Regions from separate parts of the Homo sapiens genome. Here region 1 is linked to region 2. Evidence: chromatin loops called from intact Hi-C (ENCODE). Cell type or tissue: PC-9. All regions are shown on one strand. Each heading gives the region's core, and the rest is flanking DNA. Links, peaks and the distances in the headings are about the cores only. Region 1 has its middle 38 kb from the start of LINC01335. Region 2 overlaps ARHGEF28 (Rho guanine nucleotide exchange factor 28).

Region 1 (16,409 bases), core at 3,970-8,969, 330 kb before region 2:
CTTGAAACAGAAGGAAAATGATAAAAGAAGGAGTCTTGGAACATCTGAAAGCAAGCAAGAACAATGGAGGGGTAAAAATAGGATACATACAATAGTCTCTCCTTCTATTCTTAAGTTTTCTAAATTAGATTTGACAGTCAAGGCAAAAAAGCATGATATTGTCTAATATGAATTTCAATGTACATAGAGGAATATTTTAGACAATTGTGTTGTAAATAGCCAGGGCAGGAAAAGTGAAGGGACTAAGAGGAAATAAGCTTTCTACCCTTTACTCAAACTAGTAAAATATTGATAATAGTAGATCTTTGTGGTGATCTCTATCTTGGTTGTGATGGTGGTTAAAAGAATCTATCTACATATGTGATAAAATGAAATAGAACTATACACACACATTATACCAATGCCAATTTCCTGGTTTTAATATTGTATTATAGTTATACAAGTGTAATATTGAGAAGATTGAGTAAAGGGTAAATGGGAACTCTCTGCTCTGGGTACATGGGAACTCTTCGTCTTATCTTTGCAATTTCCTCTAAATCTGCAATTATTTCAAGATAGGAGAGAGAGTGAGAAGAGAGTGAGAGAGCAAGAGTGAGAGTGAGTGGGAGAACACAGAGTGCTGCAATTTTCATGTTTTTCCTGGTATACTTGTTTGATTTTATGGTATCCAGAAAAAGCCCAAGTGGCTTTAAGATGTCTAAGTTCTGGCTAGATGGAGACTACACTAATTGAACTGAGGCGTCTGTGGGTCAGCCTGAAACAAGATGATCTTGTGCCTGAAACACATCTTGGTTTCCCGTGTCCTTTCAAGGGAATCAATATATTGATTTTCATTTACCTAGCCATATGTGGCCAGGACATGGTTTATTCAGAGATGTCCCCTTTCCCTATGCATCAAAAGACATGGAGTAGGCTAATTGAGAGCTCTAAAAACACAGTTTCCCTAGAGAGGTATAGGCCACAAAACAGAAAGGCTCCTTCTTTGGAATTTCCTCCTTTTCCATCCGGTTTGGCCTTCTGTGCTCATGGTCTGGTCTTTCTGAATAATGTGTATACCGTGTATACCCAGACCCTTATCTGAGCTCTGCCTCCAAACTATATTTTTACTTTCCCACTCCTTTCTTTATCCATCACCATCTTCCTTGCCCAAATCACTTTCATCGCCCATGTGGATTACTTCAATATTTTCTTCTTGGTCCTCATTTTTCCATCTTTTCCCCTTAAAATCCATGCTTCATAGAGCAGCCCACGTAGTATTCTAATAATGTACATCTGATTGCCTACTTAGCACCTTTAATAGCTCCCCTTGCACTTGGAGTAAAATGTAAACTTGGTGCTATGGCCTGCAGGATTCTGCATGTCCTGGCCCCTGCCCATTTCCCTGGCCTCAATTTTCCTCAGGTACACTGGCTGCTTTTCTGTTCCTTCACCATCTAAGCTGTTCCATGCATCAAGGCCTCACCCCTCTCCTTGGAAGGGAGCTCTTACTGCTCTTTGTGCAGCTGGTTCTCTTTCTTATCCATTGTGTTGCAGTTGAAATGCCCCATATCCAGGTGGCCTTCCTTGATCCTTTTCTAAAGCAGCTCCCACTTCATTGACTCCCTGTTATATCAGTCTATTAATTTTCTCCATCATGTTTATTATACTTTCTAATTATCCTATTTGTTTTCTTATTTATTGTCTGTCATTCCCCTAGAACATAAGCTTCATGAGGGCAGGGATTTTGCCTTCCTGTTGACTGTAGTAGCCTGAGCTCAATAGGTACTTGCTGAACAAGTAAATGAATAGAAGAATGAGAGATGAATTATAAACCATTAGAACTGGCAGGAATGTTTTTGCCCCAAGACAAGTCCTCTGGGAACATTTGGAGGGTCTTGAGGAGAGAGGTAATGACAGTAACCTGCTATGTTCATAGAGCACCTTAACAAGTGTGTAGAGCATTTTGAACTGTAGCATCTACAGCTGCATGAAGTGGACAGGATATCATTATTTTCATTCAACAAATAAAAAGAAGTGAGGTTCCTTAGGGTCACACAGATAGGAGCAGGCGGGAGCCTGGAATCCAGATAAGACAGTTCAGCTTCTCAGCACACAGGCATCTGGTGGAGTGCTTTGGAACAAGATGCCCCTGTCACCCCCAGCAGCTGTGCAGCCTTCACTGTTTACCCAGCAGCAGGGGCTTCTGGTGGTCTGCATCAGGTCCTGTCACCTGAATATATAGCAAAGCTAAGAAGAATTCCCCAAGGAGGGCAAAGATTTCAAGAAGCAATGGAGGCATGCCAACGTGATGCACAGGGAAGAGAGACAGAAGCAAGAAGAGAGTTGGAAAATAAATCAATGGCAACATTTTTTAAATGAACTGGGGTCTTGGAGGCTTTAGTTGATCCAACCTTAAGCACCTGTTCATCCATTCCAGAGAATGATCAGAGCAGGACCTGGTCTCTCTTTTCCAAGAGCCTCATGGTGCCTCTGCAGTCCCAGAGCCGAGAACACAGAGGGGAGACATCCACTCTGAAATCTGACAGTGTCGCTGCTAGATTGTAGTCTTGCATAACGTCCTCTGTTTTTTAAGAAACATTGAGATAATGATGAAAGAATCTCAAAAGTGACTCTTTGTTGTTCCCCTTCTATTGCTTCAAAAGATTATAGTATTTAAGTGACTAACAATCCCAGTTTCCAAAGAGCCTCCATTTGAGCAATAATGTTACCGCAGAAATTCAACTTGCATATACATACCTTTAATCATGTGGCAAATTACCTTATTAACCACCAGGGAGTCTAGTCTTATTACTTAATTAAACCATCTCTTTCTTTTCTTCTTATTAAAACCACATGGGTTTTAACTTCTGTGTGGTTTTAGATTCTTTCCCTGCTCTTTGGATGTCTGTGTAGTAATAGCTGCATAAAAGAATTTCTGTGATTTTGTGTTGATGTCTAAAGGGTTAGCAACATTAAATAAAGTGTGGGTGGGGGAGGGGGGTGGGCAGAGATAGTCTGGATAGGCTCACATTGGCCAGTGATGTAACAGCCACTTGGGTGGTATGAAGGCCTGAGATGTGTACCGTCGCTTACTGCTTTCTCTCGCCAAAACATCTGGAATACAAAATCCTGTCATTAGACAGCCCACATGTTAGAAAAACAAAAGGACAGAAAAAAGGAAACCCAGTTCCCCCAGAATGGCTGGAGAAAGCCTCATTATTGCTGGTAGGAAATTAGACATTTAAGGTTATACATCAAAGCAACTATTTTTATTACAAGAGGCTCAACATTTTGATTTATTGGGCAGCAGAACAAGATTGTGACAAATATTTCCACCTCAAAGAAAAGGCAGATCAGGCCTCTAAAAAGTCATATATTAAGTAGTTTAAAAATAAAGTCTGTTGCAACAATAGTTGTAATGATGAAAATTGTATGCTTCCATTCACAGCCCCAAAGAGATAGCTGCTTTAGTTCACAGGCCTACAAGAAGAAATGATTTAATCTTGTGGGAATTTTATTCTAATCAAAGGAAAGTGCTAAAATTTTGTAAAATGAAAGAACTAAAATTGGTAATAAGCCTGTGCTACCTTTCTGCAATGGACAGCTCTGAGCAGGGCCTGTGTACAACCCTGCATTTCAACTGAGCTGCACCATTGAATCAAGAGGAATGGGAAGAATGGATGCTAAAATAGGATGGCTTTGGAGAAGTCCATCAAAATAATTAAAGAATAAAACACAGGGGTTTGAGACAACGCTAAGGAATTTAGAATACTCAGTCTTGGTTAAAAAAAAATTATAGAGGGTTAGGTTAGTATAACCATTTTGGGTAGAAACAGTATGTTGTATTAAATGGTGACCACCTCCACCCATCTCCATCTGGATGTGACCTTTTTTCTATACCATGGACAATTCCGATCAGATTAAATCAGCTTCAGTGAGAGTGTACATGATTAAATGTGGAAAATGAGTTTCTCAGGCAGACTGCAAAGTTGTTGTCTGAGTAGGTCTCTGGAAAAAGAGGCGTATCTTTCCAAGGGAGTTGTGGGAAGAGAATTTAGTGGGAAGAGCAGATGCTGTGATGTGAGGCTCATGGCTTGGTTTCTAGTCCCAGCTCTGCCACTAACAAACTCTGTGACTTCAGCTAAGTGCTTTAACTTCTCTGGGCCATGGGTTCTCATCTAGAAAATGAGATCAGACTAGGTGATCTAGAAGACCTCACTGCAGCATATTGACTCTAGGAGGAAGGCAGAATGGCCATGGGAGAGCAACGAGATTCTTTTTCATCTTATTCTTAGGGACTACTACTTGGGAGGGAAGTTCGTCAGACAAATTAGAGTATCTGTATAGGGATATGCATGTGTGAGTGTGTGGTTATGCTGGAGGGAGACAAAAGGAACTCCGTGAACCAGAAGTATGTTCATAAAGCTATAGGTGTAGTTGGAAATCTAAATGCCATGCAAAGGAATTCTAAAGGTGAATGCTTTGTAAATTGAATAATTACTGCCATATGCATCTGTCTTGCAAGCATACATTTTCATTAGTTAGGGGCCTGCTGCAATTCTGAATGCTACGTTGTGCTACATAAATATGTGTATGAAATAACTTTCAGGATAATCTAACATAACCTAGCACTGAATGCCAACAACAGGGATAATGGAGTTTCAGCAAAATGAGCCTGAAATGCTGCAGAATCCTGAGGTACTTTTTGAATCATCAAAAGATAAATCAGTCTTGCCTAGTATTCCTTTATTTTTAAATTTAAAAGTGCTTTACTGAATACTAACTGTGAACAGTTAGGAATTCCTCAATAAATTTTTATTTATCAATTGGATAGTATATAAGATAAATTTCTATTAGCTAGAAAATTGAACTTATATAGAACAACCCAGGTCTCTCAAGCTTGGTGCCAAAGGCCTATCCTCTTTTGTTATTGTGGGACTCAAAGAGAGAGCAAGTGGGAAAGCACTCTGGAAACCACTAGGCTGATGGCCACACAAACAACTTATTTGAAAACATTGCCCTATGAGAACTTCATAAATCAAAGCAGGTCTCCAAAACTAGCCAAGGTCACCGTGAGTCTGTGAGAGACAGTCCCGGTGAGTGGGAGGGAAAGACAAAAGCCGCCGGTGCAAACATACCCTCTAACTCATCCATTGACAATTACTGGGCTCCCAACCCTGGACTTCAAAACATTTGGAAAATGTTCATAAACATGTTCGGAATCCCATGGTGTAAGTAAAACATTTTTATAAGATTATAAAATAAAGAAAACTGGCGTGGGTTTTGTTTGAACAAGTGTGCTGGTGATTTCTTTTCCTAAGGTGAGGGACTCTTACACAAGTCTTGGTAATTGCTCTGAGGGAATTTGCCTCTTAATTTTTGAAAACACGATAAAATGCATGCAAATCTCTAAATCTTGTAGATGACAGCCCCTAAACCTCAGAAATGTGTGGGGAGAATTTGAATGAAAGATGACTCTACTCAGGCTATAGTCTGAGGAACAGAATTTAACAGGAGACAATGGAATTCTTACTTTGATCCTCACTTATGTGGAAACATGAGGATTTTGGAGAGTTTCTTCATATAAAGAACGCCCACAGATTTCTCTGGGAGGTAAGTAGGCCTAACCACTAACAAACTAGCTGTTTCCAGAAGAATGAAGCATACAATGTCATTGGCTAATTTATATTAATTGCCACTGCTAACAGTTAAAAGCCTAAAGGGAAAGAAAGGGTGGGTAACAGACCACCTTCTTGTGGCTAGATACAGTGGAAGTTGTACATAATTTCCCCCTCCCCTGTTTTTGAGGAATTTCCTAAAGCCGCTGGAAACCCCATCTCTGGTGGGATTTGAGGATGGGTTGGAGAAGACAGAAGGGAATTCTTACTTGAGGAAGTTGTGGCTGGCAGATTCTCATTTTCCTTCCCTGGCCTTTGCTTACCAGTTTCAAAGGCATGCTTTTTTAGTTAGGGCATCAGCTGGGGTAAATAGTTTTGAAAACGAGAAGTTGAAGCCCCTCTCAGGGGAGAGGATTGGTATTTTTTCTTCCAGGAAAAGAGTACAGTAAGAGGAGATGTATTTATGCAGTAAGCAGTGACTCTTTGAGAAGTCAAAGAGTGGAGCTGGTCTCCATGTTCCCAGTTAATGACCAAGCAAGGGGAGGAGCAACAAGATCAAAGTTGCTTTAGGGCAAAATTGCTAACATTCCTGAAATAGCCCCAGATTCCTCACATCCCAATAAGCAAGAATCAAGTTCACTCATTTGTGAAGAGGACCCAGTGCAGCCCTCAGTTCTTTTGTTACCTTGACTTTCAGCTCATTGTCCTGGCTGACCTCCTCTTAAACCAAAGAGTAATGACTGCTGATTTGACTATTGTTCTTTGTGCATAAAGATGTCAGGGGTCAAGATCTGTACCTACACAGAATCCAACCCTCAAGAAAAAAACTAGAAGAAGGCTCCATTCATGCGGTTAAATATTTAGACACGTAAAGACAGCCTACATGTAAAAGTAACCTGAAGGAAAAAGTTAAAGGAAATGACACTTATAATTGCTCCATTAAGATTTTGAGGAGTTCCAGAGGTAGCAACACACACACACACACACACACACACACACACACACACACACACACACACACACAGAATCTAAAAACCTAGAACCTTTTCAGGTGGCCGGATATACACATAACAATAATATTAGGTTGGTGCAAAAGTAATTGCGGTCTTTGCCATTAAAGTAATGGCAAACTGCAATTACTATTGCACCAGCTTAATATGTACCAGTTTGGGTCTGAAGTCCTTTTTCTATTCCATCAAAAATCATAACATCCTTTTAAGAGTCCATGATAAGGTTGATAAAAGAGTTCTAGTTTATGTGTTCTAAGTTTCAAGTAAAGGAGAGAAAGAACCAAGATATTCAGTCACTCAAAATATTAAAAAGGAAATTATTTATAGAGAAATGTTAGCTTTTAAAAAATGGCAAACCAAGTATTAGGAAGATATCATAATTACAGTGGAAAATAATTGTTATATGTCTTTGTATAGATACATATTTTCACTTCCCTTTGGTGAATACCTAGAAATAGGATTTCTGAGTTACACGTACATGTATATTTAACATTATAATAAACTGTCAAATTGTTTTCCAAAGTAGCACTATCATTTTGCATTCCTAACAGTGATATATGACAATTCTAGTTGCCCTACATCCTCCACAACATTTGGTCTTGTTAGTCTTTAGTGTTAGCCATTCTAGTGGATGTGTAGTAGTAGCTTACCATAGTTTCAATTTGCATTATTTTAATGACTAATGATATTGAGCATCTTTGCATGCACTCTTTTGCTGTTCCTAGGTCTTATTTGGGATTAATGTCCAACTTACTATTTATTTTATTTTATTGCGTTGTTTGTTGTCTTATTATTTAGTTCTAAGAGTTTTTTTTATCAGATACATGGTTTACAAATATTTTCCGACAGTCTGTAGCTTGCCTTTTCATTTTCTCTAGTGTCTTAGAGTAAAAGTTTTTATTTTGATAAAGTACAATTATTGATTAGTTCTTTTATGGTTTCTGCTTTTTATGTCTTAAGAATTATTCCCCTAACCCAAGGCTGCAAAGACATTCTCCTATGTTTTCTTCTTATAATCCATTTCAAGTTAATTTTTGTATATGATAAGGTAAGAATGGAGGGTTTTTATTTTTCTCTTGTGTAAGTCTATTCAATTTTTTCAGCAACACTTGTTGCAAAGATGGTGCTTTGTTCATTGAGTTACTTTGGCACCTTTGTCAAATTCAATCCAAATCCCATCAGGCACTTTTTCTATTTTATAAATTGGCTAGCTTTTTAAAAATTTATATGGAAATGCAAGGGAACTAGAATAGTCTAAACAATTGTGGGGGGAAAAACCAACAATTTTTGAGGTTTTATTTGACCTGATATTTAGACTTACTTACCTATAATAAACTACATGGTGAGGTATTGGCATAAATCTAAACATATAAAAAATAGAACACAAGGGAATCCAGAATAGAGACACACACATTCATGATTATTTTTATTTTTTAAGTATTTAAAGCAATTTTTATTTCTTATTTTCTGCAGATACAAGTGAAATCACAATGACATCAATAATCCTGAATTTCTTCTTCACACTCACTCATGAAAAGTCTCCGATTTTCCCACCTTGCTCAGCCACCTTAAGTGCCTTCCTTCAAGATATTTCCTACTGCTTCTAAAGAGGATCTCCCATTGGCTTGGGAGCAGCGTGTGAGTCACACTCCTTCCCTTCAGTCCAAGCCGTGGACTCCCTCTCTTTCTCGCTACACCTTAGCCCGCTGTCCTACCATTGACTCCACAGTGCTGTGGGAGAATGCCCATGTTCATTGCACAGTCTAGCCTTCCTGTCTTCAATGTTGCTGGCAACTTTGGAGGTGTCAGGGGGAGCTAATTTCCACATAACAATGGGGAAACTGTCTTTTGTCTCAACTCAAAGTCTCCAGGCCTAAAAGTAGCACTGTTTTTGTCCAGAGTCTCACAAAGTTTCTAAAAAATTCAACTTCTCTAATTGCTATTCAAACCTAACTTTTTAGTGAACTCGAGACTAGCTTAAGATGTGGAATAGGGAACAGATAACAGTCTCTGCTTCATACAAAATGTCTCTTTATACTTTCTCAGGGATGCGGGCATTAGGCATTAAAAAATCCAAATAAATGTGCAACCACCCCCGACTTTCATCCTCCTCTTTAGCCCCTAAAACAAAACATTCCTTCCATGCTTACCAACTCAAGGCAAATGAATGCTGGAAATGATAGTTGTTATCATTATTAATATTGTTGAGTACTACTTAATAATAGTTATCCCAGCCTACCAGTTATGAATGTTGACTGGCAATTTGCGGGCTTAAATGGAACTCTCAGCTTATCCTTAACAGTCATGAAAACTGAGACAGAATGATTTTTTCTGTGGTCACATAACAAGGATTTGGTTGCTGAATTCAGATACTATGCCCCAGAGGTCACCACTATACAAGCTCAAATAATTTGTTGATTCAGTGTTCTCCCATTTAGTCAAAGGAGAAATCACTTCAGGAAGGCAAGCTTCAGTCTGTCCTGGTATTTAAATAAAGCAAATAATTGGTTCAATCAAAATGGTCACACCGGGGTCCTTAATAGGTCCTACGTTAGAAGAGAAGTGTCCCAAGGTCTCTAGAGAGTATTTCATACTAGTAATTTTGTGGCTTTGAGTTAAGATTTTAGAAACAGACTCTGTCATGAAACACTGGAGAAACTTCTGAAAAGGTATTTCTGGAAAGTCACTGGGTAGGTTAATGAAAATACATCTATTTAGTTTTGTCAGAAGGATCCTGGTGTGTACAGTAGGGGATATGCAATCCATCAAATCAAAACATAATCAAAGGCACAATGTGAAGAAATATAATTATAACTTATGCTTACTCTTGGAGCCCAGACCTTACCCTTCCAACCTCCCACTTCAAATTCAAATAAAAATGAAAGCAAATCTGCCATATTTCAGACAAAGCAGTGTTGGATTTATGAGTGAAAAAGTTGACGGGAGGGTGGGTCTATGGGGAGGACGTAATTGTAGGACTGAAGGACTCCACTGAGTAAACTACCCTCCACCTTATAGAATCCAGACGCAGGCCCTGTTAGCATAAAGGTCTGACTGATTTCCAGAAACGCCGTCATCCATCAGGGGAGAAAAGATTGTTCCATTCATAAGGGCTGGACTACTTGTTGATGACAATTCAATAACATTCCCACATATGTGGAGATAAATGACACTTTTACCCTCTCTCCTCTAATAAACACTGTACTCCTAAAAGAACAAAGCTCTAGGGACTGAATCTCAGGAGTGTACATTCGGCCTGGATTATTATTTCTCTATTCTGGGAAAGACGCTGGGGCTGTGAGGGGTATGATTTTTCACAGTCCAGGAGCCAGGCACAAAACAACGAAGCTCTCAGAAACAAGCTGCAGGGACAAGGGAGAGGAGTTGTGGGCAGTGAGAGAACTCGCCCCCACCATCACACACTAGGGTGATGGAGGAAGATTCACTGGGCTCCACACGGAGCTGTCATCAAAGCTGCCACCATCAGCAGCTTTGGACCTACTGGACCAATCCCAGTAGGTCCCAGCCTTCCACCTAAGGAAGGACAAAATGATTCTGACATCCAAAGACCCATATCCCATGCCATGGAAAGGTAAAGGAGCCATCTGAATGTCCACCCAGGGCCTGGGTAGAGAACATGTCTCAGGTGGAAGACTATGTCCTGTGAACCATGAGAGCTAGGAATCATGAAATCGAGGGTTGAAAAAGCCAGAGAAGGGCCCTGAACACACTAGCTGCAACTCTAATTCCATGGCTAGAGTGTTCAAGCACACAGTCAGACCTTTGGCCAAGCAGTCCGTCAGTGTAGTCAGGCCTGCGATCAGACAGGAGAGACCGAGTCAGCCTCTGGCTAGTTCTGTTACCTCCACAAGTGGAGAAGCCAAAGCTAAAGGCCCCTATAGGCTCTAGACTCCTTCTTGCTTGTCTCTTTCTAAGACTGATTTTTCCAGCTTGCGCTATGCCCTTTTGACTTTCTTTCCCATCAGTAATTTTTATTTGACTGGCCTAGCAGAGATTTCTACAATGACTTTTCCAGAAATGATCAAGATGACATTAGAGAGTCTGTGATCACTAGGAAAATTTTAAAAGAAAGTTTTCTAAGTCAGTCTCTACTCCCTACTCCCTATTCAGCCTCCTGCCCCACACCACATACACACACACACACACAAAAACCCATACAGTGTTTACCAATTAATAAGAAAAGAGAAAACCTTCCTTTTTAAATTTTTTATTTAAACATTTTATCTTATATATATATATAAAAGGCCGTGTCTCACTATGTTGCCTGGCTGGTCTCAAACTCCTGGCCTCAAGCAATCCTCATGCCTCAGCCTCCCCAAGTGCTGGGATTACAGATGTGAGCCTCTGCACCTGGCTGGGAAAATCTTATTGAAGCCAATCCTATTTGTCACCTATATTCCTCACACCCAAGCTCTTCTCCTTTGCCAAGTGTTGCTTCCATAAGTTTTAAACACGGCACCAGGTTACCATCTCAGAGTTTTAAGGAGCCAGATTGTTTGAATCAGAGCTATGAACAAAAGAAAGAAGGATCAAATGAGACGCAGAGGAAATCCCTGACCCATGCAGTCAGAGTGGGCTAGCCTGCAATTTTCTCCTCAAAAATGTATAACACTAATTGCTTTCACCCAAAGTAATTTTCTAAGCAGCAAATTAAGAAGCTTAAGAAGAAATAACCCACAGTCACTGTGGATTAGAAAATGAGCAACTTTGTAGTGTGGGATCCTGATGGATGTGATACAGAGCTAAATGCGAGAGCCAGAGTCTGAGCTGCTGCTTTCGCGATGATGAGCTGCCCCTCTTCCTCCTGAACGGAAAAGGAGCAATCTGGGGGTTTTATGTCAGCTTCACTAAGGAGGAGATTTCTCTAGGTCAGAGGATTTTCCAGGCAGCCCAATCAATGCCACTTGAAAAGCTCCAGGGGCTGATCCTAAAGACATTGTCATTCAGCAGATTTAGGTCAACTCCATTTAAACGAAAAGTTTGGGATTTTGCCCATTGATCCTAAAGGAGTTGATCAAGTTCTCAGAACATCATTCTTCCTAACCCTGATGCAGTGTAGCAGAGATAGAGACAGAGAAGTCCTCAAGGACAATCTCACCGGGCAAATTCCTTTGTGCCTTTGAGGCCTTCTTTTCCTGGGGCTTCCCTAGTCTCTAGTTTCCTTAAAGGTAGTCACAAGAATAACAAAGGATACACATTTATGGAAGACTCATTTTGTGATAGGCTCTGTTTGGGCCTCACCTTTACTTTTTAAACCATGACAGCTACTCCATATAGTAAGTACTATGGTTACACCATTTTACAGATGGCAGAACTAAGGTATAGAGAGCTTAAGTAACTCACCTTCCCAAGGGTTCATAGCTACTAAGAGAGACAGAAGAGATTTCACTAGAGTCTGAGCTCTTGACCACAATGTGTGCTTTTATACTTTAATCTTTGACCTTCTGGCCTTCTTTTCCACTCCTATGAAATGAAGTTGCTCACTATGGGAACACACACTCACAATGCTAGGACTTCCGCCTTTCAGAGCGTTTATTCTTAGTGTTCTGTTTGCTGCCCAGGGTCAGCTGAAAACCATTTAAAGCCAGATAACATTTTTTCCCTTAAACTTGCTTTCTATCTTTAACATTTTTACTTTATTATATTATTTTAAAGATTATATATATATTTTTGAGGTAGAGGCTCACTCTGTCACCCAGGCTGGAGTACAGGTATGCAGCCAAGGCTCGCTACAGCCTCAAATTCCCAGGCTCAAGTGCTCTTCCCACCTCAGCCTCCTGAGTGGCTAGGACTATAGGCACACACTGCCATGCCCAGCTAATGTATTTTATTTTTTAATTTTTTGTAGAGACAGGGTTTTGCCACGTTGCCCATGCTGGTCTTGAAGTCCTGGTCCCAAGTGATCATCCCGCCTCGGCTGTCCAAAGTGCTGGGATTACAGGTGTGAACCACTGTGTCCAGCCCTATTTTGTTATTTTTAAAAAGACACTATACAATTAACAATAAAAGCTAGCACCTGCAGTGCGCATGCTATGTGCCAGGCACTGTTCTAAGCATTTTGTATGAATTATAATAACTTCATGAAATAGATGCTATTATTAATCCCATTTTGCAGAGGAGGAAACAGAGAGATTACAGTTTGTAAAACAGGAAGCCAGGCTTTAGATTCAGGCCTTTTGGCTCCAGTACCCATGCCCTAAATATTGATCTCTAATGTCTCTCAACCATTTTATCATCAAACTCTTCACCCTGTCTCCCATGCTGAAAATCCTGGCGCTAGGCACCGAGTCTTCTTTCTTTCTCTCTCACCAGTCACCAAATCTTTTTCTTACCTCTTCCTAATATCCTCTTGCATATGCCCCATCTCTTTCACCACACTCTCTCTGTCATCACCAGGTGACAGATCCTTACCAACCCTTACTAGGTCTACCCATGCTGCCCCCTAACTGGTCATCCAACCTCCAATCTCTCCCTCCCCAATTCATCCTAAATACCGCAATCAGCTCAGAGTCCCTGAAACACTGCTTTGTATACATCATACCATTCCCCCCAGAATGCTAAATGTTTTGTTTATCAAATAAGTTGAGATTATTTAGACCTCCACCATCTACGAAAAGGGTCAGCAAACTATGGCCCATGGGCCGAGCCCAGCCCACTGCCCGTTTGTGTTTACCCCACAAGATAAGAATGTTCCTTATAAATTTTTAATGGTTGGACAAAATCAAAAGAAGAGTAATACTTTGTGACAACATTAAAATGATATAAAATACAAATTTTAGTGTCCTTAATTAAGGTTTATTGGGATATACCCACTCTCATTTTTTTGCTTATTTTTTGTGACTGCTTTTGAGCTACAATGGCAGAGTTGAATGTTGCAACAGAGACCATAAGGCCTGCAAAGCCTAAATTCACAATCTGGCCCTTTATAGAAAAAGTTTGCTGATCTCTGATCCAAACTGTATTTCTACCTAGTCTTATCTACCTAAACAAACTGGTGTTCTTACCCTTGCTTGAAGATATATCAGGTGTTTTTCTGCCTTAATACTTGTGCTCCTCTCATTCTTTGGCTTAGTTCAGGGATTGGCCAACCTTTTCTATAAAGGGCCAGATAGCAAATCCAATGGGAAGTCTCATGCTCTTCTAATTGGAGTATAAAGTGGTAAGATAATTTGAATACTCCTCAGCAATATTCACTACATCCGAACATAAATATACCTTATATAACACGATTATACCTCTAGGCATATGCCCAACAGAAATTCTTATTTATAAGCACCAAAAGATAGGTACACAAATGTTTATTGCAGTATTATTCATAATAACCAAAAATTAGAAAATACTTAAAAGGCCATAAACAGAAAAATTATAACTATGCTGTGGCACATTTATTTAAAGAATATCATAAATGATACTACAATAAAGAGCAAACTACTGTTATGTACAACATGTATGAATCTCACAGAATGTTAAACAAAAGAAACCAGGCACATAAAAGCACACACTGTGTAATTTATTATAAAGTTCAAAGTCATGTGAAGCAATCTATGTTAGCAGTTAGTCTGTGGTATCACATCTTAGATTCCCCAGGAAGCAGAGATTTGTGTGCAGTAAGTCAATTGGGGTGTGACCTGAGGGTCAGCCCATGAGAGTGAATGAAGGATGCTGTGAAGGTCAGAAGGAAAAGGTGAACTGTGATGAAGTCACAACCAGGGCCTCAGCTAACCTAAAGGGGAGCTTTCTAATGATGATGGCAGCTGGGCATGATGACTCACACCTATAATCCCAGTGTTTTGGGAGGCCAAAGTGGGAGTATCACTTGAGCCCAGGAGGTTGAGGCTGCAATGATCATACCACTGCACTCCAGCCTGGGCAACAGAGTGAAGTGAGACCTTGTCTTTAAACACACACACACACACACACACACACACACACACACACAAACAGCCTTTACATCCCAGTCGTTTACGATCAACTGGTCACTGGATGTGAGACACCTTGAGGAATGGTGCAGGACCCTGGGTAAGGCTCTCTTTACCCAGGGAAGTCTTCGAGTGAGACTAGGCTAAGAGCAGCTAGTAGCCAACACTCCTAGTAGGGGAATAAATGCTTGAGTCGTGGAGGGGGCCTGGGGGGCACACCACAGCATCCACTGTTTGTGGTTACCTCTCAGTAGGAGTAGTGACTGGAAAGTGACACCAGGACAGGGGTTTCTAGGGGTCTGGCGATACCCTATTTATCCAAATGGTGGTTACAAAGGTATGTTCATTTTGTAAACATTTATGTTCATGATTTTTGCACTTTATAATATTATATTCTATGCCATAAAAGAGCTTATTTAAGAATGAAAGGGGCCGAGTGAGGTGGCTCATGCCTGTAATTCTCAGCAGTTTGGGAGGCCAAGGCAGGCAGATCATTTGAGGTCAGGAGTTCGAGACCAGGCTGACCAACATGGTGAAACTCCATCTCTATTAAAAGTACAAAAAAATTAGCTGGGCATGGTGGTGTGCACCTGTAGTCCCAGCTGCTCAGGAGACTGAGGCAGGAGGATCACTTGAACCCAGGAGACAGAGGTTGCAGTGAGCCGAGATAGTGCCACTGAACTCCAGCCTGGGCGACAGAGTGAGACTCTGTCAAAAAGAAAAAAAAAAGAATGAAAGGTGGAAGTGATTAGGATTGCTGAGAAGTCAAGAAGAATGAAGACTGTAGAGTGTCCCTGGGATTTCATAGCAGGCTGGTGACTGGTAACCCTAAGGACAGCTGTTTCAGGGTGGCAGTCAGGTTGCAAACAGTTGTGGAGTAAGTGAGAAGGGAGGAAATGGGGAGAGTGAGGGTGATGACACTTGAGATGCTAGCCTCAGGATAGTAGCAGTTAGTCAGAAGGGGCCTGGTGAGAATTTTGTTTTGAATAGAAAATGCTTGAGCCTTTTAAAATCTTATAAGAAGTATCCAGTGGAGAACTGGTTGTAAATATTAAAAAGAGAAGGAATGGTTGTTGAGGGTTAGTGCAAATCACAGGATATTAGCCTGCTTTACCAGAAGGGCTTTTCTAACCTTTGATGGCATCAGCTATTCAGGCCACTTATCTTGTCTTTATCACATGATACCTCATGATGTTATATCTCTATTTATACATGTAAGTTTTAACTTTCAATAAAATCCTCTTGAGAACTGTGACTATTGGGCCTTGAATCCCCATTGATTACTTAGCACAATGCTTTGTGCACTGTAGGCACTCAGTAAGTGTGCTGGTATGGGAGTAGATGATAACAATGGTGATAAAAATAAGCATAAAAAGAGAGCATATCCATTTTTTCAGATCTTGTATGGAGCTTAAAGCAAGATGATTATGAAAAGCAAGACAGAGAGTCCCATTTTAATAAGCCCTGATACTTTTTTCCAATATCTGGTTTCATTTGTAGTTTATGCATCTGAAAATTGGATAGAAAGGTCAAGGCAGTGACCAGTGGGGCATCGCAAATTATGCAACTAAGAAGATGCAATTCTCTGTTTGATCCTTTATCCAGGACTAGGACATAGCCCTTTCTTACCCTTCAAAGTGCTTTCTTGATTCAGAAAAACTGGGTTCAGAGAACTTGTCCAAGGCAACAAGCTACAGGCAGAAGTGAGCCAAGCATCCAGGCCTCTTTCCCCAGCAGCTCCAGAGCCTGTCCGCCTCCCCTGTCCATATGTTCCAGATGGACTGCACATGCTGGGGTGTAAACATGCCAGGCTTGGGAAATTTGAAATGTGTGTTCAATCAATGAACAGGAGGACCTAGTCC
Region 2 (16,409 bases), core at 7,620-12,619:
ATGGAATATACAACAGATTTAACAGTCATGTTTAAGGGTGAGTGAACTTTAGGTCGCAGTTGTAGAGGACAATGCGGAAATGAAGATGCAGACTTAAGTTTTCTCCCCAGATAGTGATAAATTCACATTGATCCAATTTGTCCCTGTTTCCCTGTCTCTATGGCTCTTAATAGCACAACCAAAAGATGTCTGATTTCTAAGATGGAAGAGTGCTGCCTGCAGCCTTCACCTAGTTGTTTTTTGTTTGTTTGTTTGTTTTGTTTTGTTTTAAACTGCCCCATTCATAGACTGAAACCCTCACAGAATCAGGCTGTAATTAGTGACATGTAGAGACATGGCAAGACTGGGAAAACTTATGTCTGTGGATGTGCCTGACTCCTTAGAGGTGTAGGAGTTTGACGAGACACATGCTTTAGTTGAGAGTGTGCTCTTGCACACACCACCACACACACACATACACAAACACTTGACCTCCCAGGCCACGCAATTCCCCATTGCATCATTACTTTCTAACTCATCCTGCATAGTCTGTGGGTGGGAAGAGGCCAAATTTGGGCCACCAGGACACAGTCCACCAGGAAACAAAGTACCTCTGTGATGCTTTTTGATTCAGACAACCCCACCTCCACAGCTGCGAGACAAACAAAAAATGATCATGCTTCAAAAGCTACCAGTTCAAGCAAAACTGCTGCCAACCCAGCAGAAAAGCCTTTAGACATTTTTAAGCCATTAACTACTTCCTGCCAACCAGGAGGCTATATGGGGACACCACTCACTGGGGCCACTAAGCAGGATTCCAATGGAACCTAATCTGCTGAATTCAGACCTAAACCTCATGTTACTATATTACTTAAGAGAAAATAGAAATACAGTGTTTTAAAAAGCAAAAGATTTAGTTCAAACTGAAACAAATATTCTCCAAATTAAACTCAAACCAGACTGATGTTTCATTCACTTTCCAGTCTTAAAGGCATTCCCATGACAATTTCTCCTTGGCAGTTGCGCAGCCAGTGTCTCTCTTGGCTATCAATTCGCTGATGACAATACTACCAGGGGGCTGGACAACTAATAGAGCTCCAGTCTGCAAACTTGGCCTTCCTGCCAGGCAGCTTAAAAACCATTTACACAGTCCAGTTTGACTTTCGAGTGTTCAGAGAGATGGGTCGTTTGAACTCACTGATCCAAGAACATGTTTTTGTATATTCCTGGGCCTATCATAAATCAGACCAAAAAAGAAAGAAAGGTTGGACTGCTTGGCCATTTCAAGCAATTATTCTGTCTGGCATGGGTGGAGGAGAAAATAGAGTAGTGTCAGCAGAGTTATCAGCAGTTAGTTCTACTGAAGAAAATGTCACATGTCCGGTGCCAAGCACGTCTGACTGCTTTGTCTCGGATTGTCTCTATTTTTCTTTCTCTCTCACGTACACACATACCCTCTTTAATTACTAACAGAAAATAGTGCATTCTGCACACTTCACATCTGTTCAAGCCTTAATTAATCCAACTCTCATAGTCTCCATAGCAACGATGCTTAACAGGCTCAGATTCCACATTAGAAAACCTTCCTCTAAGTGAGTGACTCAAAATATGGCCATTACAAAAATGTTTACATTAATTCTGTGTCAGATATAATAAGAAATTTGCATGGAGGGAGTTTGGATGGAAAGATGGAGTTGTATGATCACATTCAGCTTCATCATAGTAAAAACTGCCCCAAACTAGGAACAGAAGTTAACATTAATTTTCTAAGCTATTGCAAAAAAAAAAAAGAAAAGAAAACATAATCCCATTACTACCTTTATGTTACTAGCAATTCCTGTGCTACGGAAGATTAACGACCACAGTTGCCTCGATGGAGCACACAGTTACTGTTCGTAGGGTAGCAAGAAGAAACGCAAGTGTTTTTAAAAAAAAAAAAAAAAAAAAAAAAAACTCTTCAGGAGGTGTGTTTCCTGAGCTATGGCTCTACAGACCTTAATTAAAAGCCTATTGTCCTTTGCTGGCACCTGCCAGCATCTTACCCAAATCAGAGCTTGTCAGCAGCAGAGAGGTGGACCAAGGCTTTCCAAGGAGGCTGTGAAGCTGCCACGGGAAATGTCAAGCACATTTCTAAGAGCCTGTTTTAGCTCCGTGGCCAATGCAGATGCTGTCGTTCATGCTGGCTATGTTTGTGTTTATATTTGAAGCTGTTATGTTAGAGATTGTAAAAATAAGCACTGGCAACTATGCAGAAAACCTGCTCAGACATTATACAGGGTGTGAGGGGCTGGGGCGAGTAGTGGTAAAGAGAGCATGAAAAAATGAAGCCAGGCATTTACCCCCAAATGGCATTTCAGCCCATACCCGCTTCCATCATTAAATGTTTAACTTGGGTTGCTAACAAGAAGTAAACCATTCATCAGAGTTCTAGCTGCTTTCTCCCTCACTGTTTCCTTCTATGAATAGGCAAACAACCCAAAACCAGCTCAGGAGAGAAAGAAAAGAACTTAGACACACTCTTGAGTAAGTAAAAATACATGTTAGGAGACAAATCAGATCTCATTTATGAAATAAAATGGAGACACTCAATTGAGCTTCTGAACAAGAAGAGAAGGTTTTTCATACTTTCCCTAGGGACTGAAATTGTGTGCCCTAGGAGACAGTTTAACCCTGGATTGCCTGGAGACAGAGCCAAGTTAAATTTATTGCCAGACCTATGCATAAAAAAGGGGAAGGTGGAAATTGGGGCTCTTCCAGAAATAAGGAACAGTTCTCTAATGTAACTATAGAATCTAGTGAAATTAGCAAAGAAAATATAATCCTGTGTTCGTACCAAGTTCATTCTTTCTCCTTGGGCAATTGTTATGAGACCCATAGCTGCTGGTAGTATCTAAAACCTTTGACTTTCTGCCATTCAAAGAGTAGACAACTAGGATTCAAATAATGGCATGTTGAAGTTTCTCAGCCATGAAGCTTCTACAGAACCACTGAACCATGGTCCCTTGTTACTTCACCCAAAACGATGTTCAATCATCAACTCGAGCTGACTGCTTTGAACTCACCAGCCAGAGGCAAAGAAATGTAATGGATCAGAGTTCTAGTTCTAGTTCTGACGACCCTTTGATCTCTGATTTCCAAAGACTCTTGTTCATCCTCTCATCCAATAAGTAGCATGAAGCTCTTACTCTGAGCCCAGCATCCTAACAGGCTTTGATCTTCGACATCTCTCAGCACGGGAAAATGAGCTGGACAAAACCAAAGTAGCGATGCCCTAGCTACTTCGATTCTTGAGCATGCCCAAGCCTGCCTTCTTTCTACCCCTATCCCCAGCATATAACAACTGCTCTCATTTTTAGAGTGCTGACTGTATGCCGTTTACTGCACTGGGCTTCTTCAAGTAGTTCACAACAGCCCTGCAAGACATGGCTATTGTTATTATTTTTTATTTATTTATTTATTTATTTATTTTGAGACGAAGTCTCGCTCTTGTCCCCCAGGCTGGAGTGCAGTGACACGATCTCGGCCCACTGTAACCTCCGCCTCCCAGGTTCAAGCAATTCTCCTGCCTCAGCCTCTCGAGTAGCTGGGACTACAGGCACCTGCCACCATGCCTGGCTAATTTTTGTATTTTTAGTAGAGACGGGGTTTCGCCATGTTGGCCAGGCTGGTCTCGAACTCCTGACTTCAGGTGATCCGGACATAGCTATTATTATCCTCATTTCATAGGTAAGCAAACCTAGCTCAGAAGCAAGGTTGCAGGATTGTACAACTCCATAAGTTTCCACTCACGTTGGAATCTACGCGTATGTGTGCTCCAGAGCATGAATAGTGCCCCCTGGTGGTGTGCAACCCTGTGGCCCTGGGGGAGATCCAGTAAGTAGGGCCCAAGTCTGTTTGGCTTTTCCATATTTTTTTGCTGCCTGTCTCACATTGGTAGAGGGACATCTGTGCATGAGAGGCAGTCAGGAAAGAAAAGAGCAAACTCTGCATGTCAATCAAGATAATTCTGGAATCTTCCATGTGTTCCCCTCCTTTTTTTCTTTTCCATGCTCCACTCAGCCCTAGGTGGTAGATTAAAACAGGGAGCTATGGGTAGCATCAGGGTTGGGTAAAAAATAAAGCAGAAGAGGTACATGAGCCTGTCTCTTTTTTTCTCCACTTACAATCTTGCCTTGTGGGTTATCATGCAAGTCATCAATCCACCCCTTAGCGGTACACTTAGGCATCCTCTTGGTCCCCTCTGTTCCAATAAGCATCTTCAGGTGATCCCAGGACCCCTTTTACTCTTAGTTTCTTGTGGCGTGGGATCAAATAGGAAGATATCCAATTCCCCATTTGACCAGAACCTACATTGCTTTATGGAAGAGGTGGATGTGGAAAGGTGAGGGGATGAGAGGGCATTTGGTTACACTTTAAGAGCATAGCATCCCAGGAAGGAGTCCGCTATTGCTCCATAGCCTGGAACCTGATCAGTTCCAACGAGGGCAGGGGTGGACTTCCACATTTCCCCACTTCTTATATAGAGTGCTTGAAAGAGGCAGAGATAGATGGACATTCTCATTGGACACCTTAATCTAGAGGGGAGGAAATCATTCTGGGTATCTCCAAACGTATGCCACAGTCTCTCATGTCTTTTGTTTCAAACCTCCAGACTTTGGCTCAGGTTTCCCTCTGTCTTAGTCCATTTTCTGTTATGATAACTGAATATCTGAGACTGGGTAATTTATTTCAAAATGTTACAATCTTACAGTTCTAGAGGCTGGGAAGTCCAAGAGCATGGTGTTGGCATCTGGGGCCTTCTTTGCTTTGTCATAACATGGCAGAATGTATCATATGGCAAGAGGGCAAGAGCATGCATGTCAGCTCAGGTCTCTCTTCCTCTTCTTAGAAAGTAACCAATCCCATCATGGGGGCCTCACTCTGACCTTATCTAATCCTAATTACCTCCCAAAGACCTCACCTTCAATCAATTAAAAATTCTGGGATTAAGTTTCCAACAAATGAAATTTGAGGACATATTCAAACCATAGCATTTTCCTTGCTTAGAATGTCTTTCCCTACTCCTGCTCTTTATCCTTCCAGCCTCAAGCATCTTCTTCTTTAGAACAACTCCCTCCATTTCACGTATTACTAGGCCCCAATGTGCTCTTCCTGTGAGCTCCTATAGCAACTTGTACTTCTCTATATAATTATTGGCACCTCTCTACTTTAGGATCATCTGTTCATGTGTTAGTCTTCTCCAATAGCTTGCATACTTATTAATCTTTATTTTGTCCCACACAGATTGCTTGGCCTTTAGCGGACCGTCAATAAATGTTTACTGAATACATGAGTTAAGAGGAGATTTAGAAATGCAAATAAGTTGAAAGCTAACTTTCAACTTACCTAACTTTCCCCAGTCTTACGTCTAGCAATCTCCAGACACTTGAATTTTCTATTCACTTTTTCTGGCTATGCGGAAGAAATCTGCCTAAAGACTGGGACTAGGCTGAGCAATTATTAACAGATTTTTAAAATAATATGATAATAATGGCTAGCATATATTAAGTGATTAGTATATCCCAAGCTCTATTCTAAGCATATTGCATATATTAATAATTTAATTCTTGCAACGATTCCATAAGGTAGTCATCCCTGTTTTATAAATAAGGAAATGGAAACAGAGCGAGGTGAAGTAACATGCCAAGGACACACAACGAGTTAGTGGCAGATGTGGATCCAGAATCCATACTTTCAATTTCTATGCTCTGCTGCCTCTCAATGAGAGAGATACAGAGGTTGGACATTAACAATCTCAGGTTGGTTCTCAGTTTGAAAGTAGCTCATGTATTCCTAGGTCACAGGAAGAAATACATATTCCTCTCCACTTCTTTGTCACCCCATGATGTAATTATGCTCACATTCTTCACCTTACATAACTCACACACACAGCAAGTCCTCTGTGCCAAGGGCTGTTACCCTTTTCTTAATGAATAGGGCTTCAACTGTGAGTGGGCTGGGAAGTGTTGCACGATTCCAGGAATTATGTAGTCCTGATGAAATGCAGAGTAGCTTGGACTCTAAATGAAATGATGAATAAATTCATGCAGCCTGGAAGGGACAGAGCAAAAATATTGCTTTTCTTTCTAGGACAGATCTCTAAAGGAATGAGTGTTTCCTTTAAGCTCTTAACTTGGTGAGAAAAATAGGTCCTTTTGGGGAAACCCATTTATGATCCTGAAAAATAGGGTGGTCATCTCTTAAGATTAGTAAATTTGTGCTAGAGTCACTCTGTGACTCTGTCTTGAGACCTTAGTCTGTTTGGGCTACTATAACAAAAGACCATAAACTTGGTGTATTACACACAATAGAAACTTATTATTTCTCACAGTTTGGAGGCCAGGAAGTCCAAGGTCAAGGCACCAGCAGATTCCATGTCTGGTGAGGGCCAACTTCCTGGTTCATAGAAGGTGTCCTCTTGCTGCATCCTCCACATGGCAAAGGGGCAAGAGAGCTCTCTAGTGCCGCTTTTATAAGGGCACTAATCCCATTCATGAGGGCCCCATCCTTATGCTCTACTCACCCCCTAAAGGTCCACCTAATAATCAATGCATTGGTGATTAGGTTTTCAACATACAAACCTGGGGGGGATATAAACATTAAGACATTCAGACCATAGCAGGATCTGAGCTCATTACATAGTGGGGACATGGTGAAAAGGAAGAACTTATCATCAAGAAAGCTTTGAAATGTAGTTATATGCCATTGAAAAGTCATCATATTAAATAAGAGAATTGCCCAGAGGAACCTATGAATATAGGTACTTAAAAAATGCTCTGGCTTTCCCAGAGGAACTGCATGCAGACCTGTTTTGCAGGTCTTGAAAATCCAGAGCTCACACATTTTTAAAGAAAGAAAGAACCCCATGAGGATTTTGAACATCTTAACATATTTTCACTATTTCTATATATAATTTCATGAAGAAAGGAAAGATATTTATAGTTATTGGAGAAAGGATTTAGACTGAAATATCTGCATGCTTTTCATTCAAGAGATATAGGATCCTGGACTAGACTTTATTGAAGAAAGAGGAAAGACAGATATTTCTAGATGTCTTTAGGAATGGGAGATACATGTTGTAATTGAAGAGTTCAGCTTAGAGGTGAAGTGATTGAATAGAAGTTTAATAAGTTATATCCATTCTGTGAAAAGATCAGTCACCGAATTTTTAATGTAATTGTTACAAAAATAGCCAGCTAAAGTCAGAAAAAGACTGCCCCCAAAAGGGGCTTTTAAAAAAATTAGGATTGGACTTGCCTAAGTAAAAACACAATGTAGATATCCAACTTAACAACTTTAAGTAGGGAGAAAAAACTATTGAGATCCGGGTGATTTTTTTTTTTTTTTTTCTGTTCCTATCACATCTCACTCCCAGTAGGTGTTGCATTTTTGGATGAATCTAATAGTTTTCCTTTATTTTCACTTTTCACGAGGTGAGATTAGATGTCTGTGTGAAATGAATGTTTTACTATGGTCCTACACATAATGTTAAAATTACAAAGTAAAATAATGAGGTACAAGATATTTATTGACACCAAAATACATACAAGTATTTCCGAACAAGATGAAAATATCTCCTGGTTTCTCACACAGAGACCCATACTACTCGGAAGGCAGGATATGCCAGTTTTCCTTTGTGGAAAAGTGTATCCAGGCAGCAAACTTAATGAGGAGTGGGCAGTTTTGTCCTTAAAAAACTGCAGGGAAGGGTTCTTTCCAGGGAGTGGTAGTTGGTGCTCCAGGTGCTGGCAGGGACAGGACAGCTGATTGATAGAAGTGAGGGCTCTAACAAAGTTCACTATTTACATCAAAATGACTTGATGGGGGCTCTGGGCCTCTGGGCCTTGTTAAAAGATGATGCTGAACCATGTCTTGAAACCCCACCAGCATTAGGCTTAGGTACTAAGCAAGTCCGGACTGTATCCCTGGCTCAGTGACTGACCAATCACAACACGTGCCCAGTTGAATAGTGACTGTAACAGATCACCACTTTTAATGCTCCCAGAAGAAATGAGCACACAAAAACTAGCTGAGAAAAACCCTTTCCCACATCCTCCTCTGCCTATGTGGGCACTGAGGCAACTGCCCTGACTGTGAAAGTTCACCCCTTGTGAATACCACTCTTTAAATCCAAATTGCTTCATTGAGATCTTAAAAGGAATCTTGAAATCCAGATGATTGGGTAGAAAATGTGACATGGAATTTTACTCTAGCGTCAAAACAACTTTTAAAATAGTCCTGCTTATTCAAGTTAGTTTCTCCTCCAGAAATCTGAAATTAGATTTGATAAGTTAAAGATTATACAAACAGGGTGGCTTTCAATAATTTAATTAGACTCATGCCAAAAAAATGAGCTTCCAGGAAATATTAAATATTATTCTTAAAGCAATTTGGACACAGACAATCACACATACATAAGGAATGGAGACAAAAAGTTTCTCCCAAAAGTGCCAGTGTTTTGTTTTGTTTGGAAAAATGACAACACAATTAGAGGTAAACAATATTTTCTTTGGCTCCATCTCCAGTTTCCCCATCTTGTCTGGTCATTGTCCTTGTCGGTAGATTTAGCTTTGCTTCTGTTATAAACGCCTGCAGTTGAGGGCGGTGTGAATTTGAGTCATGGGGGGTTGGGGACTCAGTGTGGGAGGTGTCCAAATCTGCAAGAAACAGACAGCACAGGTTACAGGAGGCCACCTGAGATGTACAAGGCAGATGTCTTGGCGTTAGAGCTCTCTAAGATTAGGAAATGCAGTGCCCATATAGTCAGCCACAGAATGGCCAAGCCCAATGAGAAAGGAACATAATAGGTGTCAAAATCATTCATCAATATCATTAAGATATGTTCGATTGTGTGCACAAATGTCTCCTGTGACTAAATATGGGTTACTGTTCATGGGATCTTAAACCGCTGCTATTGCTGAAAAAGGGATGCCCATTTATTTTTTAAAATGGGTGAAAGTCATGGAAATACAGTATATACTCCAGCTATGTGTAAATCAACTATATTTGCATCTGCAGAGCACCTTCCCTCAGAATATCTGTCAGTCAAGAATTGACTTCAAGGCTCAAATAACATATTTGGCACTTTACTGATGTGGTCAAGGGGTGGGGGTAAAAAGTGAAAGAATGAAGGAGACCCTCCAGCCTCACCATTATGCTGTTAATCACAGATCTGTTAATACTACACAAAGTACTCAGCAAGAGCAGCCAGGTTCCTAGGGAAAATCAAGCCAGTTTCAGCTCTGACTGGGTTTGATGTTTTCTGGTTACCTAGCAACAGCAGGACACTGTGTATTCTCCCTTTTTCTGATAAAATCCTCTAATATTATATTTTCAAGGAGAGACAAAAGGGAGGCTTGATTTGAAGAAAGACACTTGCTGCAAACCATTTTCCCTGCACTTGTTCCACTGACCACTCACCCTCAGGCTCAGCCATATGGCAAAATTACAAATAACCAGCTTGTGTTAGAACAAAAACCTGAGTAGGAATGGAAGTCCAGGTGGGAAAGGAGGGCAAATAGCTCTGAGGCCCACCTGCTTATTTTTCAGTCATTAAGAAGAGGCCACATACACCTACTACAAACTTATAAAAATTAAAATTAAAAAAAAATTTAAAGAACATAAAGAAAAAAAAGAGGCCATTGTAACCCTCGCCACATTTTCTTCAAAGCCTCTATTATTTAGATGGATATACACACGTGCAGACATTCCAATGACACAAATGCTTGTGGCCTTTGCCCTCCTGACAAGGATCTTTGGTTGCTAGAGAAGGCAGTAAGCAAGGCTTGGCAGGAATGAAAGGAAAACTCTTCCCAGAAGGCTCCATCTTTGGGGACATGGTGGCCTTGCCACACCTCATTTCATCCCATCTTCCAGTAGGAGGTGGGTCAATGGAGGAGGAGCAGCCAGGGCCACAGGAGCCGATGAAGGTCCCTGGAGGAGCTGCACCAAGGCTGGACTGTGCCTCTGAAGCAAAGGAGGACCCTCAAGGCAGGGGAGGGGAGGAAGAGAGGTAGGGAGGCATGGGGGTGAGGCTGCAACCACAGCTCTGCTCAAAGGCTTAGCCCATCCCTGACCCTTTAGATGCCAATAGGCACAAAGCTTGATTCTACTGCCCCTGATCCTAAATGCTGTACCTCAAATTCCAGGAACTCACTAACAACTGAAAGCATACCTGCAGAAGGTGCCTCTAACTGCCACCATTTACAGAGCACAGGAGTTGTCCCAGGTCTTTTACATTCGTCATCTCTCTCTAAGTCTCAAAATGCTAAAACCCACAATTTACAGGCTGGGAAACCGAGGCTCAGGCTAGTGAAATTCTGACCCACATCATGCAGCTAGGAAGTGATCTGGATCTACGCTCAGAGGATGGCAGCCACGTGATGACTCCTTGCTCTAATGATCAAGACTCTCGTGCTTCTCATTTCTCTTTGTGCTGAAAATGGCTTGGCCATCTTTTCTGAATTAAGAGATCCTCAATGTTTAATACTTTCCCTCCCTTACATACTACATTTTGAAGAGTCACTTGCCAAAAAAAAGAAGAAAGCAAAGGCAAAAAAAAAAAAAAAAGACATATTAATGTTAAGCTTCTCAAAACTGACACAGCAATTGTTATAGAACTAGGAACCTCCCTTAATCGGGCGAACAAAAATATTCCCAGGCAATGATTTCCTTGTCAGGGCAACATTACAAATCAACCTGGAATGCTCTGAATCCTATTTTACCACACTGGGAGACAAAGCATGCCTGTGGTCACAACACGCAGTCACACTTCCAATTCCTTTTCCCAGCCATAGACTGAAGCTATTTCACCTCTAAATACAAATATGCACAGCTAAATTGCTGATGTTTAATTTTATACAACTTCAAAAAAATGCCCCCAAATTTCCATCGAGCAGACACTGGCAGACTGAACAGGTCACCAAAGCCACAACAGTCCTGCCTCCTTACCAACAGAAGGGCCAGCCAGAGCACAAAAATTACTACATTGAGGATGAAAAATCATCCAGTGAATGAGGCAGCTGGGAGGTCATTGCTGACACATCTGACAATGCCGGACACACTGGAAGCCCTTAATCTATGTAGGTTTTCTTCATCTGGGGTGTGAAACATGGAGCAAAAAATTCAAAATAGTGATATTTTGAGGTACATGGAAAATCCCCTTAATGGCTTCAAGAGAAGACTTGTTCAAAACAGCCAAATTGAATATATATCAGAAATAACTCTTTTTTAAGTTACATTGTATGCTCTACTTCAAGAAGATACAGAACCAAGAATGAACGGGGATGGGGATGGGGAGTTGTGTGTGTGTGTGTGTGTGTGTGTGTGTGTGTGTGTGTGGTGTAGTGTAGAAGTTTAATCAGAACTTTTTCAAATAAGAATAAAAATACAGGAGAAACACATTCCTAGGTGAGAGCTTGTTGTGCCCTAAGGTGAACAGCCCATGTTGTAATTCCAGATGTATTACTGGAGGTGGTTGTGGTTGTATGTCACCTGGACGGGAACTCAATTTCCTTCTCCATGTTCCTTCTTGGTTTCTACCTGAACTATGTAGGCAAGGTCAGACAGTCTGTCTTTGAAATTAGAAACCGTTTGGTGATTTCTGATTTTGTTACTCCATTTCAACTCTGAAAGAACCAGCACAGCAATTGTATATTTCTCAAGGCCAGCCACCTTTTTCCACACTTTTTACCCTAGAGAATATGATCATCATATAGAACCCTAAACTGAAAAAACATTTGTTAATATTAAACCTCACTGACTCAGAAAGCAGAATTCTTGCTATATAAAAGTAATCACCCAGTTTCATTTGTGATCGAATTGCCTGTAAATCGATGGACATAAAAATGTAATAACATATTTCTAATAAGCAAGGAAATAGCAATACAATCATAATTTGGTCAACTAAAAACGAATATTATTATAATGAAACAAAACTCAAACTACAAAAAAACATTTCAGCCAAGTATCTCAACACAATTTTGCCTCTTGACATAAAAGAAATAATTTGATCCCTAACATTATCTCTGGAAACTAAACAGAGCGAGCATTATTAACCTTTAGAGCAAATAAGCTAAAACACATAAAAGCCCCAAAGCCTGACTAAACCAAGTAGAAAAGTGGGATCTTGATTGAGAGTTTTTTCTGCTACATTACTGAGCTTTTGTTCACAAACTAAAATTTCAGCCTCTGCAGGAAACTTCGATACTCACATTATGAGGACCACCGTGGGGGGTCTAAGTTAGTCTCCTAACATGGTTTCAAAAAATTACAGGTATCCACATTTTGGCTGGCACCATTCCTTTTCTTTGTGGGCATGTGGGACAGGAAATAGACTGTCAAGAGACACACCTGCAGACAGCACTGATATCCAGAGAAAGTTTCCTAAATCTCCCAATATTTAGCCCTTAGGTGCAACCTGCTGGTTGGAACTTGCATTTATCATTTTTCACACTTTTCTCTGTTTACCCAATACTGACATTTCTAACAGTGAAGAGAAATCAGCCTTCCCTCCATTGGCTCACCATTATCATCATTCTTTTGAGCCAACTGACTAGTTGGCTATTTTCAAGACCAGACTATCATCTCAGTGCATAAAATGCAACTATGTGTCATATTTAAAATGAACAAAGTGGCTGGGCATGGTAGTTCACGCCTGTAATCTCAGCACTTTGCGGAGCCAAGGCAGGAGGATCACTTCAGGCCAGGAGTTTGAGACCAGCCTGGGCAACATAGTGAGACCCTGTCTCTACAAAAAATAAAAATAAAAGTAAAAATAATAAAATGAACCAAGTGCCTCCTAAACTGTGATGTGAATAAAATCTTTTACATCACAAGGTAAAATGTAATCTCAGGCAAGTCATTGCCCCTCTCTGGGCTTCAGCTCATGAAGGATTGAACTGAAATCATCATTAAGGCCTCTTACACTTCTCATGTTATGTGTGAAATTTTACAGTTGTATTTGGGCTCAGTGATTCACCAAATAATATTCCTGAGGTACAAAAAATGCATTTTTCAATTGCTTTATACTTGAGAAACACAACCAAGTTCATTATCTGACGCAGGTATGAAGCGTTGAAATGCAGTATGCAGCATTTCAAAATCATGTTTTTAAGGTAATTGCCACACTTGTCCCAGCACTATATCTTCAGTCTTCCTAAGAACATATATTTGAAGTGAGCCCACACACAATCCTCAAAAGATAGTATTTGCAAAGTTAACTAATGAGCAGAAGACATTGTCCATAATCAAACTCCGCAGTTGATCTGCCCTCCTACGAACAGCAAACTTAAGAGTAACTTGTCATAAAGAATAGGTCTGTGACAAGTAGAAAAGCGTTGTCTTACAGTTTAAAAGTAATTAATGTAGGCTTTGCCTTTTTCTGAATTTCCTGCTGAATAGAAAAGCATCATGATCGTGATCATTGTTAAATGAAAGTTTTATTTAAATCTAAATGCACCAGTATCTCTTTCCTCATAAACATCCACTGTCAAGGTCTGAATTTAGCTCACCAGTGCACCCCATGGCCAGGCACCCAGAAGCCCAGGGCTGCACAAAGCATGTTTAGTCTGCCATTGAGAGCACTGATGACGCGCTGTTCAGTTCTCTCCCTGTCTTATCCCATTCCATCCTCCCCATCAAAGGTCACAAAACAGAACTGCGTATCTTCTGAGCCTTGGCTCTATTCTTGTTTATTTTAATCATGTGTCTGACTTGTACTTCTTATTACTATATCCCTTGTGCATGTTCCTAAATCAAAAATTCACACTTTCCTAGAATAACTCTACTTAAAAAAAGGCGGGGGGCTTTATCATTACTGTTCCAACTCTGTAATATAAGTTATATTCCCTGTTTAGTGGTTGATTCATATTTACCCTCTGAAACATTTAAAAAATCATTTCCTGATGGCATTACTGGCAATCCCTATGGTTTCTCAGGAGCATTAATGCACAACATTTTTTCTTCTAATGGAAAACATTTATCATACAGAGCTTGAGGTATCTTCAGAGCAAATAAAAATTGGTCTGTGTCCCTAATAATTTTGTGCAACTCAATTTTTTTCCATAGTGAGCCACAAATAGGATGTGAGCCCCTGGCATGACAACCAGTCTGGAGTTTATATCTGAAGCAAACACTCTAAATTAGTATTATAATTCCCTTTTCTATTCTTCATATGCCAATACTGCACCTGAAATAAAACAACTGAAGTGTGCTGTGGGGTGGGCATGTGTTTGTGTATGTATGTGGCATGTATAACACATGTACAAATTTGTGAAGTAAGAGCAAATTGTGTTACAATTTTTTAAGTTGTGATTGTGGGAGTTGAACTTTAATCAGTACTTAACATATTTGGAATAGTCAATATGGGCTATATAAGCAATGCTGAGAAGAAACAGAAATGAAAACAATCCATACAATGAAGATGAGATTATATTAACAGGAGATATGATACAGTACATCAGTCCTCTCTGCTGTCTGAACTTTGATTCACTCTCATGCTCTTCCTTCCCTCAAGAAGAAGGCCACTGTTAGGGAGCCATGGCCTTCACATCACAAGCCCCGTGGGAGTATGGGGCAAACAATTCTACATTTCCCTCTTCCTTGAGATGCATTTCAAAGTATGTTTCTCTAAACAGGATGCCAATAGATATTGACGATAAAAGAATGTAGTGGTCAAATAAACTGATGAAATTCCGGGTAAATCAAGTTTGTTAATCAACAGATCCCTCAGAACTTTAATAGGCTCATGTGTATTATAAATCTCTCAGAGCAAAAACCAGTATGCAGCATCCCCCAAACTCAGGGAGCCTTTTCTCACAGTGTACCCGACAGCGTTGTGTTCCATGTAACATAGCTGGAGAATAGTTCATTCAAGAATTAGAAGTCTATTAAAGATTAAGAAAGAGACAATAAATGGTCAAGATGCCAGAACAAATCAGGAGTGAGAAGGTGGAAATAGGTGAGCTTTTCCAAATTCAGAAGCTTCTAAATTCTGCATGTAACATCTATATTACACCCAGGCAATAATTATCAATGGCTATTAAAATCATTAGGAAAAAAGCTGATGTGAAACTTTACAACAGATCAAGCTGACAACATCTGGACCCAAGGATCAATTTTAATAACACAAAAAGAGAAACAGACATTGTGTGCCACGTGATGAGATGCAATTTACAACACCATCTATGTATATTATTTTCATGTCAAAAAATAAAGCCTGCATCTAATCAAATCTGTATTCCCAGTTACCAATTTACAGGAAATATAGGGGCAGAAGAATATTTCAAATGACGCGATGGGAATGCAATCAGGAAAATCCAGAATGTGGGGAATATTTCAGAAAATAATTGAACCTGTCTTTTCCACAGATAAACAACACAGTTCTTATGACTCAAGAGGCATTTAATAAAATAAAAACAAACAAAAAACACAACCCAGACTTTTTAACAATTGTAAAATTTTTTAAAGGCGGCAACAGAACTTTAGATTAAAAGAGACTTAAGAGACACACCAACCAAATGCAATATATGAAATTATTTGGATTCCAATTCAAACAAACTGAGGGGGAAAAAAAAAAAAACATTTATGAGACAATCCAGAGAAATTCAAATACTGACAGCATGATTTTAAGTAACAACTGTTAATTTTTTTTTAGATGTGATGATCATATTGTGGTTATGTTACAGAAAAAAAAGAGTCCTTATCTTTTAGACAAAGGTATTGAAGTATTTCTGGATGAAATGATAGGATGTCCCGGATTTGCTTTAAGAGAGCCCAATGCAAGAGAAGAGAGAAAAGGCACTGAATTAAGACTGGCTGTGGGCAGATGGGGTTCACTAAACAATTCTCTCTACTTTTGAATAGGTTTGAAAAGTTCTATAACATTTTAAAAGTCTATAGGCTTCCATATATTTGGACTACAATATTATAAAGGGTTCTGTTATTCCAACAGTCTAGCTTCTATATATCTGATATAAATGGAACACTGGGGCAATAAATTAGAAGCCTCTTCTGGATGCCAACTATGTTTAGATCAATTTTAATGCAACTGTATGACAAGTCATTGGCTAGGGCATGTATGGATTTATATCTATTTAGAAAGATACACAAATTGTGTGAACCTACGCTATAAAATGGATAAGGTTCATTTGAGCTTATAGCTACCCATTAAAAAGAAGATAGATTCAGGTATGGGCTTTGCTCTTGCCTAGAAAATCTAATAACATCTCCTATGTAAAACAGAATTCAGGAAATATTTCATTTTATAGCTTCAGTGTATCTGTCCTTTGAAATGAGTTAACGTTTTCTTGGAATTTGGATTTCTATTCTCCAGTCTTTTAAATTTGAGTTCATTTAAAGCTTAAAAAGTAATATGTAAGAAATAGGAAATA

What was found. Hi-C counts contacts between places; a loop is a spot of excess contacts. Peaks named below come from ENCODE experiments on the same cell type or tissue, not always from the same donor. Only the 100,000 strongest peaks of a DNase experiment are listed, where the experiment ranks them.
Region 1: a loop joins it to region 2, with 9 times the contacts of the local background. A loop is called at or near these places in 1 of 110 quality-filtered maps.

The regions. Positions count from the first base shown.
Region 1 is chr5:74,262,031-74,278,439 of GRCh38, reverse strand. No RefSeq gene overlaps it. Among named protein-coding and RNA genes, the nearest start is that of LINC01335, 38 kb to the left of the region's middle. RefSeq lists an enhancer at 11,304-11,806. In PC-9, for the core only: no CTCF peak of the experiment used is centred there; a DNase peak (open chromatin) is centred at 6,189; H3K27ac peaks cover 1,655 bases.
Region 2 is chr5:73,933,110-73,949,518 of GRCh38, reverse strand. ARHGEF28 (Rho guanine nucleotide exchange factor 28) reads right to left here. Exons shown (of 36, transcript NM_001177693.2): 36 at 7,529-8,675. The coding sequence ends at 8,506. It overlaps LOC105379034 (a long non-coding RNA gene), which reads right to left and starts at 3,421. Exons shown (of 4, transcript XR_001742745.1): 1 at 2,022-3,421. In PC-9, for the core only: no CTCF peak of the experiment used is centred there; DNase peaks (open chromatin) are centred at 10,678 and 11,518; H3K4me3 peaks cover 992 bases; H3K27ac peaks cover 2,967 bases.